Linked DNA regions of Homo sapiens: region 2 is linked to region 1. A link is a contact called in ENCODE POLR2A ChIA-PET data. All regions are on one chromosome and are shown on one strand. The core of a region is the stretch at or near the end of the contact, and the rest is flanking DNA. Distances in the headings are between cores, read along the strand shown.

Evidence for each region. ChIA-PET counts read pairs that join two places held with the same protein, here RNA polymerase II (POLR2A).
Region 2: POLR2A ChIA-PET joins it to region 1 with 27 read pairs in WTC11. The contact joins two enhancer-like sites. POLR2A ChIA-PET finds 5 or more read pairs at or near these places in 7 of 52 experiments (BJ, H1, MCF 10A and 2 more).

Annotation. Positions count from the first base shown.
Region 1 is chr11:118,632,302-118,637,243 of GRCh38, forward strand. PHLDB1 (pleckstrin homology like domain family B member 1) reads left to right here. Exons shown (of 23, transcript NM_001144758.3): 10 at 3,092-3,247. Among named protein-coding and RNA genes, the nearest start is that of MIR6716, 9.2 kb to the right of the region's middle. RefSeq lists an enhancer at 2,569-3,239. Within about 2 kb of position 2,615, at least 25 of the 41 ENCODE cell types and tissues checked have a DNase peak (open chromatin) inside an H3K27ac peak, as active enhancers do.
Region 2 is chr11:118,713,446-118,717,908 of GRCh38, forward strand. All of the region lies in intron 2 of LOC124902766 (endogenous retrovirus group K member 7 Env polyprotein-like), which reads right to left. Among named protein-coding and RNA genes, the nearest start is that of TREH, 36 kb to the left of the region's middle. RefSeq lists enhancers at 2,151-2,956, 2,957-3,764, 3,765-4,463. Within about 2 kb of position 2,465, at least 6 of the 41 ENCODE cell types and tissues checked have a DNase peak (open chromatin) inside an H3K27ac peak, as active enhancers do.

The DNA of each region.
Region 1 (4,942 bases), core at 1,365-3,864:
CCACACCTGGCCCAGCTTAGTGCTGGGTACCAGTGGCCTGGGAGAGAAGGAGAAATGTCTTCTCTGGGGCCCTGTACCCTTCACCTCATCATCCATTCTGCAGTACAAGTGGTCTCTGTGGCTTTCCAGAGACAGAGTGACTTCTCCTCCTCTGTGGAAGGAACCAGCTTGGAGGGCACTGCCAGGGGCTGGGCTGGTGTCTGGGGTCTCCTCTGTCTGGGTCTGTGTGCTACCTCTGGGTGCCTGCCATCCTAGGCCCTTTATGGCCCTTCTAGGAAGTGCCAAAGCCCCTTCTTGGGCAGTGAGCACAGCCCAAGGGACTGACATTGGGGAGTGATTCAAGTTCGGGTCCCACCATCTGGAGAACATCTCCCTCCAAGCATGCCACAAGTGCTTACGTTGTGATCTTTGGGAGATGGCCCTCGGGCCTCTGCTTCCCTTGAGCCTTCAGGATCTGCAGCCTCCCATCCCAGGTGATCCTAGCTCCTGCCCCTGCCCCTTTCAGATTTCGTGCCAGCCTGCAGGGGCCACTCCCAGATGCCCAACACCGTGCCAAAAGCTCTGAAGTGGAGAGGGGTCATCTATTTCTGGATCTGACAGTATTTTTCCAATAATTTAATTTTCCTTCTGGATTTTTTGAGTTTCTTCCTCCTGCCCTCAATTTTGAGAATCTTAAAAATTCTTTGACCCTTTTTTTTTTTTTTTGGAGCTTTGGCTCTGGCCCCCAAAACCACACTCCCAAATTCTGTGCCAAATTAACTCCACGCTTGCCAACTAGGCCTACACTAACGTCCCTTCTAATCACTGACTTGGGCTTTCCGCATGCCCCTAACTGCCAGTGCCACCCAGGTAGGGCTGAGCCATGCCCGCTTTTGCACTAACTCAGTGGGTGCCTCTGTGCCCCTGGCCTCTCTCCTCTAATGCTGCCTCCTTCTTTTCTTGGTGTGGGACCCCAGAGTTTTTATATGAAAGGAATTGGCAGGAGGATTGGTAGCTCAACTTTACTCAAGGGGGCATTGGCAGGAGGGGTATGAGGGTGGGGGAAATGCTTGGCTGTGGAGCTGCTCAGACTGAAGAGTTCTTTCCATTGGAAATGCCTAGGCTGCTGTCTTAGGCTACTGTCTGAGGACAGCATGAGATAACCCAAGGAAGCTTCCTGGCAGCTTCCTGCACAGCAGAGTAGGCTGTCTTCCACCTATTCCCCTGCCTGCCCTCTGGAGCCAAGGAGTAAGGAGGCCCAGTTGTGGGCGTGGTCTTGGAGGGCTTGAACAGGACCTCTCTGCCAACATAGTGGCTACCCTTCCTAGCTTTCCCTTGGGGCTTCCCAAATTCAGATACCCATCAGAGGTTGGTAATGGGTAGCCCCTACTCTTCTCCTCACTCCTGAGCCACCTATAACACAGGGTATTTTAAAGGCTGAGTCCAAGGATGAGGAAGCACCTAGACCCCAGGAACTGGCCTGATTAGGTCCTCCTCTCTGGGGATGGGTAGATGAGTTGGGTAGAGGGATGGGAGTGACTGGGTTCAGCATAGGGCCTCACTCCCAGGGATAAAGCTCAGCATTTCAGAAGGAACCTGCCTAACCTCATTTCCCACTGACCTGGAGTTTTTTGGAGGCCTAGACTTCGCTTTCTCTGTGGGGAAGAGAGGTTATTCGAGGCTGTGGTAGTGATGGTGGTGGTGGTGATGGTGGTAGTGATGGCAATGGTGTGGAGGGTTCACTTGGCTTCCCTCCCCTGCCCTCAGCCCATGGCTCCACTCTGGCTTTGGAATCAGTAACCACAGTTTCTCCTCTGCCTGTCCTTTGAGGGGTGACTCACCAAACCCTCCCCTCGTCCCCCTTCCCACCCTCAGAGGTGTCATCTCACCCCAGAAAGAACCGTCCACCCCCTCTGTACCCACTCCTGGGACTCATTACCATGGAAACAGCCCGAACTAATTGCAACCCTCATCCCTGAAGTTCAGCCTGCAGGGCCAACACCCCACCCCGACCCTGGGCAGGAGGGGAGGGAGGCCAAGGGTGTTGGGTTGGGGTCCCCTCTGCCACACTGCTTTAACATCCTCAGCTCCTGATTGACGCCCAACCCTGGATTTAACCCTCACCATCACTACCCTTTTTCCCTGGGTTAAATTTTGGTCTCTGGGCTGTAGTAGAAGGGGAGGGATGAGAGCTGGAGGCTCTGTGATGCAGAACCAGCCTTGACTGGTTTGGAGAGAAAACAGAGGGCCTTTTCTCGAGACCTACCCAACAATTTCAGTTCAAGGGACTTCAGGAGACCAAAATCTGTGCCCTGCCCCCACACCTCTGCCTGTGTTACCTCATCCCCTGCACCTCTGACTGCCGTGTTACCTTCAGCTCCTGGCCTTGGGCCCTCTCCCTCTTCACCTCTTTCCCTCCTCACTTTCCCTTTCTGCCCTTTTCTTTCTCCTCGCCTGGTTATTCTCCTCTTTGATTCTAGCCTTTTTTTCTCCTCTCTCAACCCCCATTGCCGACCCCCATTCTGTCCCGCCCTGGCCGCCCTCCCGCGCTCCCCTCCCGCCGCTGCCGGGCCGGAGTTGAGGAGTGTGTGTTCTGTTTCTCCCCTGTGCCCCGCCCTCTCCCTCGCCCTCCCGCCGACCAGGAGAGGGCGGAGCTGGCCGCGGGACGGAGGCACCTGGAGGCCCGCCAGGCGCTCTACGCCGAGCTCCAGACGCAGCTCGATAACTGCCCCGAGTCAGTGCGGGAACAGTTACAGGAGCAGCTGAGAAGGGTCAGTTCCACCGCCCCCCCTCCCCCGGCCCCGCGGGCCACGCCCCAGAAGGAAGAGAGGAGAGCGGTGGGACGGGACCACCTGGCCTCTGCAGTACCTGCCGGACACCAGGGTCGGTGCTGCGGTTTGGAGGGAACCGGGAAGGTTGGGGAATCAGCGCTCCAGGCCATGATGCCCGCAAAAGGGCAAGGCCAAGTACAGCGGGAGCTGGGGGGAGGCAGGTTTCTTACCCAATTTCCCCGGGTCCAGCCCCATACAACGCATGCCCCTGTGGCCTGGTCTTCCAGGCCCAGAGTGGCATTGCAAGCACCACCCAACCCCCTTTGTCACTGTCGTTGAAGGAGGCAGAGGCCCTGGAGACTGAGACAAAGCTCTTTGAGGACTTGGAGTTCCAGCAGTTGGAGCGGGAGAGCCGCGTGGAGGAGGAGCGCGAGCTGGCCGGCCAGGGGCTGCTCCGGAGCAAGGCTGAGCTGCTCCGCAGCATCGCCAAGAGGAAGGTGTGCCCCACCTCGTTCCCTGCTGCGTGCTGTTGGAGGCCAGTGACCTGGGTTTGAATCCCAATGACCTCACAAAAGTTAACTTCGTCTTTTGTGCCTGGATTTCCTTGTCTGTAAAATGAGAATTACAACAGGTTGTTGTGAGAATTAAACAAGATGTAAAGACAGAATAGGATGTGATTGTAATGAGCACTCGGTGAAGAATAACTATTATTAAGCTCTGACTCCCCTCAGTCTTCCAGTGGAAAGTGGATTCTGCTCCCATTCAGAGCTTGGCACTGGCCCAGCAGGAAGGTGAAAGATGGAGGAGGAGGAGGCTTGCCCCTGTGCTTGCAGAGCTCTTGTCTGGTGGAAGTGCTGGGACACACAGAAAGATTTGAGATCTGGATATTAGAGCCAGCTAGGGGCCCTAGAAAGGGCATTCATTTCGGTTCCAGCCATGGCTCAGCCCTGCCTTGGCTGAGCTATAAAACAAGGGTTATTGGGTATTGTGGCCTGGCCAGCTGTGACACGCTAGCTAGATACTGTGATCACCTGCTCTTGATCTCAGCCAGACCACAGGATGGTGGCACAGGTGACTGTGTATGTTTGGGGAGTAAAGCTGGGAGGAGGTATGTGTTAGTAAGGGTTGGGAAGAGGTGAGGGAGGGATTGGAGAGGATGGCTCAAGCAGCTTCCACCCTTATGGCTGAAGCTTGTGGCCATGCACATGCACACATGCATGTACATTTTGCTTGGCTGGAGTTAGTGTGGGGGAAGTGAGGGTGGTGAGATTGGGGAGGGGTGTCTAAAATTGGTGACGTAGGGGATTTGCTGGTTAGCCTGGGGTTGGTGGTAAGTGGGGAGCTGCTGGACTTTCCTTGAGTCCAGATCCCATGCTTCTCTCCCTGAGCTGCTGTCTTACAAACGCACTTTCTGGATGTAAGACTGACTGATGAAAGGAGGGAAGAAAATTGACACACCTAAGCACATGGGTGTGTGTCAGGCACCTTGCTGGGAGCCTTCCTTGGATTACCTCAATGCTGTCCTTAGGACGGTATCACAAGACAAGTGCTGTTATTCCCATTTTATAGACAAGGAAACTAGGAGTAGGAGAAGCTACACATTTTGCCCAAAGCCTCCCATTATATAAGCTTCAGAGTCAGAATTGGAACCCAGGCCTGTTGGCCCAAATCCCACGTTCCTTCGACTGTACTGCACTGAGGCTAGGGGCGGGCACTTCTCTAGCCTCTTCCTCTTTCTTTCTGGAGGGAATGCGGTAGGGAGCTGTAGATCAGCTAATCTCATCCCTTTGGGGTTCTGGTGAGTATAAGCTCCAGGGAGTTTGGGAGGGCTTGGCAGTAGTGGATTCCTCTTCCCACACCCACCCTGCCTCCTGGGAAACCGGAGCTCAGCCCCTAGGACCTGGGGTGTCACATTCTTCCCCATGCTCCTCCTTAGGAACCTTATCCAGCTTTCATCCTCAGACCCTAGTGTCCCACCCTAGGCTCTGTCTGCCCTGGTGCCCTGTGCTCCCCTGCCCTTTCCACTCTGATTCAGAGTGACTCAGAGTACTGGTCTGGGAGTCCAATAGATGATTCTAATCCGTGCTCTACCACTTAGCTGGCTAAGAGATCTTAGCTCCTAAATATGTTGGTGTTCTCACCTATAAAATGGGTATAAATGCACCTGCCTCATAAAGGAGCTTATTAAATTA
Region 2 (4,463 bases), core at 1,215-3,714, 81 kb after region 1:
TTCATTTTACCCAGCCCCTATTCAAAATGGAGTCTAGGCCAGGCGTGCTGGCTCACACCTGTAATCCCAGCACTTTGGGAGGCTGAGGCAGGCGGATCACAAGGTAAGGAGTTTGAGACCAGCCTGGCCAATATGGTGAAACCCCGTCTCTACTAAGAAATACAAAAATTAGCCAGACATGGTGGTGCACACCTGTATTCCCAGCTACTCAGGAAGCTGAGGCAGGAGAATTGCTGGAACCCAGGAGGCAGAGGTTGCAGTGAGCCAAGATCACACCACTGGACTCCAGCCTGGGCAACAGAGTGAGACTCCATCTCAAGAACAAAAAAACAACAAAAAAACCTCAAATGGAATCTAAAGTTCAAACGCCTCTGACATCTTAGGAAGCCGAAGCAGGAGGATCACTTGAGCCCAGGAGTTTGAGAAAAGCCTGGACAACATAGTGAGACACTGTCTCTATAAAAAAAAATTTTTTAATTGGCCAACCATGGTGTTGCACACTGGTAATCCCAGCTACTCAGGAGGCTGAGGCGGGAGGACCACTTGAGCCCAGCAGGTTGAGGCTGCAGTGAGCTATGACTGCACCATTGCACTCTAGCCTGGGCGACAGAGCAAGACCTCATCTCTCTAAAAAAGAGAAAATAAATAAATAGTATTTGCTTTATTTACAACTGTTTATTTGTCATTTTGGGTTATTTTATTAAAAAATGGTACCTCAAATTGTATTAGTCTCAGGGCCTTGTGAACCCAAAAGTATCTGAGACAGGTCTCAATCGATTTTGAAAGTTTATTTTGCTGCTGGGCGTGGTGGCTCACGCCTGTAATCCCAGCACTTTGGGAGGCCGAGGTGGGCAGATTACAAGGTCAAGAGATTGAGACCATCCTGGCCAACATGGTGAAACCTCGTCTCTACTAAAAATACAAAAAATAAACTGGGCGTGGTGGTGCGTGCCTGTAGTCCCAGCTTCTCAGGAGGCTGAGGCAGGAGAATTGCTTGAACCCAGGAGGCAGAGGTTGCAGTGAGCTGAGATCACACCACTGCACTCCAGCCTGGTGACAGAGCAAGACTTCGTCTGAAAAAAAAAAAAAAGTTTATTTTGCAAAGGTTAAGCAGGGCCCATGGCACAGTCTCAGGAGGCCCTGATGACATGTGCCCAGGGTGGTCAGAATACAGCTGAAGTGGGCGGATCACCTGAGGTCAGGAGTCCAAGACCAGCCTGACCAACATGGAGAAACCCTGTCTCTACTAAAAATACAAAATTAGCCGGGCATGGTGACACATGCCTGTAATCCCAGCTACTCAGGAGGCTGAGGCAGAAGAATCGCTTGAACCCAGGAGGCAGAGGTTGTGGTGAGCCGAGATCACACCATTGCACTCCAGCCTGGGCAACAACAGCAAAACTCTGTCTCCAAAAAAAAAAAAAAAAAAAAAAAAAAAAACAGTTATCAGTAAAAAAGGAATGTCTGGGTTATGATAAGTGGATGTGGAGATCAAGGTTTTATCATGTAAATGAAGCCTCCATGTAGCAGGCTTCAGAGAGAATAGATTGTAAATGTTTCTTATCAGAGGTAAGGTTTGTGTTGATGTTGATGCTGGAGGGATAATGAGGCATGTCCAACCTCCTTTTCTATCATGGCCTGAACTAGTTTTTCAGGTTAACTTTGGAATGTCTTTGGCCAAGAGGAGGGGTCCATTCAGATGATTAGGGGGGCCTTAGAATTTTATTTTTTATTTACAGCCCCCAAACCCACATCTGCCCCTGCACACAGTGACTGCCCCCGTTACCCTGGGGAATGGCTGCAGATCCCTCTGTGCATATGGGGTGGGAGGGTGAGGGCGTGGGGAAGAGTCACAGGTTACCTGTGGCACATTGCAGGGTCCTTCCCAAAGGGGCCTGGCCTGTCTCAGGCCACAGGCCCTGGATCCCTGCACTAGCTTAGCTCTGAGGCCTGTGTAAAAGGTTGTGAAACCACACTGCAGTGACTTGATTTTCAGGGTTGCCCCATCTTTTGGCTTCCCTGGGCTGCTCTGGAAGAAGAATTGCCTTGGGCTGCACATAAAATACACTAACGATAGCTGATGAGCTAAAAAAAAAAAAAAAATCACAAAAAAATCTCATGATGTTTTAAGAAAGTTTGAGAATTTGCATTGGGCCGCATTCAAGGCTGTCTCGGGACACATGCACTCTGTGGGCTGTGGGTTGGACAAGCTTGATTTAGGTTTTGTTCCACCAGACTGGAGTGTTTCATCCTGCCTGTGTCTAGCAGCATGTTAGAAGGCTGCATTCTCTTAGCAGAGACCCTGTGATTGAGACAGAGCAGGATTCCTCCTTAGAGGCCTGTGGCTGCTCCCCCGACCACCCCAGCATGGAAATAAAACAAAAACCTTGAGTTCCTTCCTTCAAGGGAAATTCCAGGCACCTAGCTGACCTTGAGAAGTAAATGAGCAACTTGATAAGCCAGAAAGTGTGAAAGGAAGAATAAAATCTTGGGAGCCCAAATTCACTATGCCAAAAAGGAAAAGTTAAGTGTGGAAGCTGAGTCACGGGAGGGGGCGGGAACAAGTGCCTTTCCTTTTGTTTCTAAACTGATAGCTGCAGATGGAAGGCCACAGGTGGCCTCCTTCACCCTGACAATGTAAATTAACAGCTTATCTTTGCAGGCGGGGGATGAGGGTAGGTAAGGGACAAGAGGAGACTAGAAATCATCGTCCCCACCCACTCCAAGATAAATGCATATTTGACTGTTTCCTGTACTCTGTTTATTTTGTCTTATGTAAAGTGCCAATTTACCATGTGAGATGAATACAGAATTGACTGTTCCTTTTACCCCCCGCCCCCACCCCCTTTTTTTTTTTTCTTTTTTTGAGACGGAGTCTTGTTCTGTCACCCAGGCTGGAGTGCAGTGGTGTGATCTTGGCTCACTGCAACTTCTGCCTCCCGGGTTCAAGCGATTCTCCTGCCTCAGCCTCCCCAGTAGCTGGGATTACAGGCGTGCATCACCACGCCTGGCTAATTTTTGTATTTTTATTAGAGATGGGGTTTCGCCTTGTTGGCCAGGCTGGTCTCAAACTCCTGACCTCAGGTGATCCTCCCACCTCGGCCTCCCAAAGTGCTGGGATTACAGGCGTGAGCCACCGTGCCCGGCCTTCTACTCCCTTTTTTTCCTGTGCAACATGTGGATTCAGTGAGCTTAAACAAAGCCGCAAAACAAAGTGACCATATCCTCCCTCTTTTTTTTTTTTTTAATGTTCCCTTTCCCCTCCTGCCTGCTTTTTCCCCTTTACTTTTTATTTTTATTTTTTGAGATGGCGTCTCTCTCTGTCACCCAGGCTGGAGTGCAATAGCGTGATCTTGGCTCACTGCAACCTCCGCCTCCCAGGTTCAAGCGATTCTCCTGCCTCAGCTTCCTGAGTAGCTGGGATTACAGGTGCATGCCACCACACTCGGCTAATTTTTGTATTTTTAGTAGAGACAGGGTTTCACCATGTTGGTCAGGCTAGTCTCAAACTCCTGACTTTGTGATCCAGCTGCCTCGGCCTCCCAAAGTGCTGGGATTACAGGCCTGAGCCACTGTGCCCGGCCACTTTCATGCACGTCCGTGTAAAGAGACCACCAAACAGGCTTTGTGTGAGCAATAAAGCTTTTAATCACTTGGGTGCAGGCAGGCTGAGTCCAAAAAGAGAGTCAGTGAAGAGAGATAGGGGTGGGGCCATTTTATAAGATTTGGGTAGATAAAGGAAAATTACAGTCAAAGGGGGTTGTTCTCTGGCAGGCAGGAGTGGGGGTCACAAGGTGCTCAGTGGGGGAGCTTTTGAGCCAGGATGAGCCAGGAGAAGGAATTTCACAAGACAATGTCATCAGTTAAGGCAGGAACGGGCCATTTTCACTTCTTTTGTGGTGGATTGTCATCAGTTAAGGCAGCAACCAGCCATCTGGATGTGTACGTGCAGGTCACAGGGGATATGATGGCTTAGCTTGGGCCCAGAGGGCTGACATTCCTGTCTTCTTATATTAATAAGAAAAATAAAATGAAATAGTGGTAAAGTGTTGGGATGGCGAAAATTTTGGGGGATGGTATGGAGAGATAATGGGGGATGTTTCTCAGGGCTGCTTCGAGCGGGATTAGGGGTGGCGTGGGAACCTAGAGTGGGAGAGATTAAGCTGAAGGAAGATTTTGTGGTAAGGGGTGATATTGTGGGGTTGTTAGAAGAAACATTTGTCATTTAGAATTATTGGTGATGGCCTGGATACAGTTTTGTATGAATTGAAAAACTAAATGGAATAAGAGAAGGAGAAAAACAGGTATAAAAGGTCTAAGAATTGGGACGACTCAGGACATCTGATTAGAGAGTGCCTAAGGAGATTCAGCATAGTCCTGCCAGCAAAGATTATTTATTTACTTCAAGAGGTAAGAGTGGCAGTTTGGGGATAGCACCAGGAGATATCAGCTGTGATGGCTTA